2 separate regions of the Homo sapiens genome follow, and region 1 is linked to region 2. The links are chromatin loops, found by intact Hi-C in ENCODE. Cell type or tissue: CD14-positive monocyte. All regions are shown on one strand.

Evidence for each region. A loop is a pair of places that touch in the nucleus more often than their neighbours do. Peaks named below come from ENCODE experiments on the same cell type or tissue, not always from the same donor. Only the 100,000 strongest peaks of a DNase experiment are listed, where the experiment ranks them.
Region 1: it touches region 2 in a loop (10-fold over the local background); 104 of 110 quality-filtered maps call a loop at or near these places.

What each region holds. Positions count from the first base shown.
Region 1 is chr5:154,810,834-154,813,333 of GRCh38, forward strand. It overlaps LARP1 (La ribonucleoprotein 1, translational regulator), which reads left to right. Exons shown (of 19, transcript NM_033551.3): 17 at 414-523; 18 at 680-807. Among named protein-coding and RNA genes, the nearest start is that of MIR378H, 17 kb to the right of the region's middle. In CD14-positive monocyte, CTCF peaks have their summits at 1,241 (motif pointing left) and 1,447; DNase peaks (open chromatin) are centred at 1,228 and 1,628; H3K27ac peaks cover 2,375 bases.
Region 2 is chr5:154,649,420-154,651,919 of GRCh38, forward strand. No RefSeq gene overlaps it. Among named protein-coding and RNA genes, the nearest start is that of MIR1303, 35 kb to the right of the region's middle. In CD14-positive monocyte, CTCF peaks have their summits at 967 (motif pointing right) and 1,171; a DNase peak (open chromatin) is centred at 952.

The DNA.
Region 1 (2,500 bases), 160 kb after region 2:
CCTACTAATTGGCATGGTCAAATGGCTTTGCAGAGTTATACCAGGGATTGGCCAACTTTTTCTAGAAAGAGTCAGTAAATACTTTAGGCTTTGTTGGCCATAAGGTGTTTGTCGTAATTACTCAACTCCGTTCACTCTGTTATTGTAGCAGAAAGCAACCATAGATACTTCATAAAAGAATAGGAGTAAACAAATGTCTGTGGCAGGGGGACAGAGTTCCTTGACTGCAGGAAATCTCTGAACATTTTATGCTGGACCCACTTAGACTAGCATTCTAAAAGCGTGTATGCTGTTTTTTCAATACAGAAATAACATGTAGTTTAAACTGTTTCATAGTTCCTCTGTTATGCAGGCACATTTCCCGTTTTACAGATGAAGAAACTGCCCTGATTTCACTGACTTGTGTTCTACAGATATGGTTTGGAGTGCCTTTTTCGATACTACAGTTATGGCCTGGAAAAGAAGTTCCGGCTGGACATATTCAAGGATTTTCAGGAGGAAACGGTGAAGGACTATGAAGCTGGTAAGAGCCAGAGTTGGATCTGAGTGAGGCCTGGTCATGTAGGCCTCCTCTTCCCCAGTTGGACCTGGGTCTTTCTGTGTATTACACAACACCTCCCTCTCTCCTCTGAGCTTCTTTATCCTCACCAGCTCAGCTTTTCTGTACCTCTCCCTACAGGCCAACTGTATGGGCTGGAGAAGTTCTGGGCCTTCTTGAAATATTCCAAAGCCAAAAATTTGGACATTGACCCCAAACTGCAAGAATACCTCGGCAAATTCCGACGTCTTGAAGACTTCCGAGTAGATGTAAGTGAAACTCTTTCTCTAACTCTGCTTGTCCTGGAAAGAAAACTGGACCAGGAATCAGGATACTTGGATTCTGGTCCAGCTGTGCCCCTAGCCCAGGAACCCCTCTCCCTGCTCCCCACAATTTGGGCTTTGCTTTTTCACCTTTAAAATGGAGAGTGAGTGGCCAATGAAGGCTAGTTGGAGATAGTTGTATGGTTGCTCCTGCTTACCCTTTCTGTGGTACCATCATAATGCTCTTTCTCTCCTATCTCACCATCCTCCTTGCTACTGTGCCCAAGTTAGCCACTACTAGTTGATCAGGATGGGTATCCAAGATACACACATTTGTTCTTTCTGGAAAAAGCCAATTCCAACCCCAGTTTATAAATTAATGCCCAGGTCTCTTATGTTCTTGGAGCAGCGCCTCAACGGTGACATCCAGTGGCAGGGCTGGGTTATTACTGCTGGGTATATCAAGGGAAGTTGGAGTGATTTAATTGATTCAGCAGATACTGATTGGATGTCTCTGTGCTCGGTGCTTTAGAGATAAGGGAAAGAGGCTCAGTTTTTCCTTCTGAGAGTTTATAATGTAGTAGAGATGTCTCTTTGTCTTATTCCCTTCAAACCTTTTAGCAAAAAGGCAAATGCAAGTAAATGACAATTAGACTAGCCCTTAACATTTTGTATTAGTCTCTTCTCACTCTGCTAATAAAGACATACCTGAGACTGGGTAATTTATAAAGGAAAGAGGTTTAATTGACTCACAGTTCTGCATGGCCAGGGAGGCCTCAGGAAACTTAAAATCTTGGCAGAAGGGGAAGCAAATACATCCTTCTTCACATGGTGGCAGCAAGGAGAAGTGCAGAGTGAAGGGAAGTAAAAGCCCCCCCCCCCCACCCCCCCTTTTTTTTTTTGGAGACAGAGTCTTGCTCTGTCACCCAGGCTAGAGTGCAGTGGCACGATCTTGGCTCACTGCAACCTCCGCCTCCCGGGTTTAAGTGATTCTCCTGCATTAGCCTCCTGAGTAGCTGAGATTATAGGTGCGCACCACCACGCCTGGCTAATTTTTGTATTTTTAGTAGAGATGGGGTTTCACCATGTTGGCCAGGCAGGTCTCAAACTCCTGACCTTGTGATCCACCTGCTTGGCCTCCCAAAGTGCTGGGAGTACAGGCATGAGCCACCGCGCCCGGCCCAAAAGCCCCTTATAAGACCGTCAGATCTTGTGAGAACTCACTCACTATCACGAGAACAAGATGGGGGAAACTGCCCCCATGATGCAATTATCTCCACCTGGTCCCTCCCGCGACATGTGGGGATTATGGGAACTACAATTCAAGATCGAGATTTGGGTGGAGACACAGCCAAATCATCACATTTATTATTTTAAAACTGCCATTTATTAAGTGTTTATTATGTGCCAGGTACTTTACATTGACCTTATTTAACCCTTATGTGGTGACGCAGACAGGACTTATTAGGTTAACTGAGGTTCGTGGCCATCCAGTGACATAATGGCAGAGCCACTCAGGTCTCTCAATATAAACACAAATCTGTTTTCTTTTATTCTTAAGCATTTCCACCCTTGAGGAGGAGAAGGGAGGGGAGCAGGGTACAAGTCACAGAGAACCTTTGTGATAAGTAGACCTATTAGGGTGGAACAAGGACTCAGTTTTGGTTCCCAAAATGGGAAGGAAACGTCTGTCTTCGGG
Region 2 (2,500 bases):
TGGTTCCCCAGTTGAACCTTAAGGCTACTTAAGGAACCTTAAGGCGCAGCATGTAAAATTTCAGGAGGCACTCACATGTAACAAGTGTGCCCTGACCCCACCCTGTGTGGCCAACACCCTGAATAGCACCTGTGAGATACCTGCAGTGGAGGAGCCAGTGAATCTGTGCCCACTGGGTTTTAGGGTAATTCATTATGCAGCAATAGATAACCAATACATCTGGGTATTTTTAAATGCTCTTGGTCTGTGGAATCCAAAAACCAACTCCTTTTCAGGAGGTCATGTGAGATGGTATCTTAAGGGTGATGAGGCAGCCCCAGGACAGACCTAGATTCCTTTTTGTTTGTTTGTTTTGAGATGAGATCTTGCTCTGCGCCTAGGTTGAAGTGCAGTGACAAAATCTCGGCTTAGAGCAGCCTCAACCTCCTGGGCTCGAGCGGTCCTCCCACCTCAGCCTCCCAAGTAGCTGGGACTACAGATGTGCACCACCACACACGGCTATTTTTTTCTTTTTTGTATTTTTTTCTTTTTTCTTTTTCTCTGGCTGTGTTGCCCAGACCTAGATTCTAATCTCAGACCCTCCTCTAGTTAGCTCAGTAGCCTTAGGCAAGTTACTTTGATTTCTCTGAGCCTCAAATTTCTCACACAGAAAAATGGGTATAATACTGATTTCCTAAATTAAATTATGCATGTGTAAACACCAATAATTACCATTTCTAGAGCATTCTTTTGTGTTACAGCCAATGTTAAATGCTTTACATGCATTATTGCATTTTATCCTCACAAACTTATGGGGTCAGTTCATTTATTACCCCCATTCTTCAGATAAGAAAACTGAGAAGGTACAGGCGTGGTGTGTGCCGGATACATTGTAGGCCTTGAATAAATTGTGTCATAAATAAAGAAAAAAAAGCAAGCCTTCCAATATGCGCTTTCCTACCTGTTACCACTAGGTGGCAGCAAAGACAGGCAGACGAGCCAGCCTTTGCGCTTAGCTGAAAATGTATTCCTAAAAATTAATTTGCTTATTTAGATGAAATTGTATTCCTGCATTATTTTTTATTTTTACTTTTTATTTTTGAGACGAAATTTCACTCTTGTTGCCCAGGCTGGAGTGCAATGGCGCCATCTCGTCTCACCACAACTTAACGCCCCCCGGGTTCAAGCGATTCTCCTGCCTCAGCCTCCCGAAAAGCTGGGATTACAGGCATGCGCCACCAAGCCCGGCTAATTTTTTTTTTTTTTTTTTTTTTTGTAGTTTTAGTGGAGACAGTGTTCCTCCATGTTGGCCAGGTTGGTCTTGAACTCAAACCTCCGACCTCAGGTGATCCGCCTGCCTCGGCCTCCCAAAGTGCTGGGATTACAGGCGTGAGCCACCACACCCGGCCTCCTGCGTTCTTTTACTAAGTATTTATGTGCCAAGTGATTTACAAGAACTAGTTATATTCTCGTCACAACCATATGTGAGATTTGCTATTACCAGTTTACAAAGGCGGAGACTGGGGCTGAGAGGTATGACTTCCTAAGGGCCACACAGCTAGAAAATGACATGAATTAAGTTAAACGTGTGGTATGAATACTTCTAAAAGTTTTCTATGCCAATATACCTGAGTTGCTGTATAGATATTTTTAGAGAAAAGGGGAGTAATGGGAGTAATTTTGTTTGTGTGTGTTTTTAGAATTCTGATCATACATATTATTCTTTTTTTTTTTTTTTTTTTTTTTTTTGAGACAGAGTCTCACTCTGTTGCCCAGGCTGGAGTGCAATGGCGCCATCTCTGCAACCTCCATCTCCCAGGTTCAAGCGGCGATTCTCGCGCCTCAGCCTCCCGAGTAGCTGGAATTACAGGCGAGCTACCACACCCAGCTAATTTTTGTATTTTTTCGTAGAGACGGGGCTTCACCATGTTGGCCAGGCTGGTCTCAAACTCCTGACCTCAAGTGATCCACCTGCCTCGGCCTCCCGAAGTGCTGGGATTACAGGCGTGAGCCACCGCGCCTGGCCCATTTTATTCTTTAATTTTCTTCTTTCACCTGCCAGTGAATCTTAGAAACATTTCCAAGGAATCCATTCTTTTTGGCATCTGTACAGTATTCTATAGTGTGGGTGGATCACAAAATGTCTAGGTAATAAACCCTCTGTGGCTAGTCATCTGAATTACTTCTAATTTTTTGCTTTTACCAAAAAACAAAGAAAAATGTTCCAGAAATATCCACAAACAGATGTCACTGTGATGGTGTTTCTGTCAGTAGACTCCCAGGCGTGTGACCCCTGGGTTGTGGGGTGTGTGTAGCTGGGGTTGGTAAAGATGCTGGTCACTCACAGGTGGGTTGTGCCCATTTTCATCCCACCCATGGTGCCGGACAGAGCCTGTTTCCTCATGGCTTGGCCAACCCTGGAGGTTATCAATGTTTATTATTTTTTTTTTTTTGCTAATTTATTAATAATATGAAAAAAGTTTTAGTAAACAATTTAGTAATAGACTAAGCTACCTTAAAA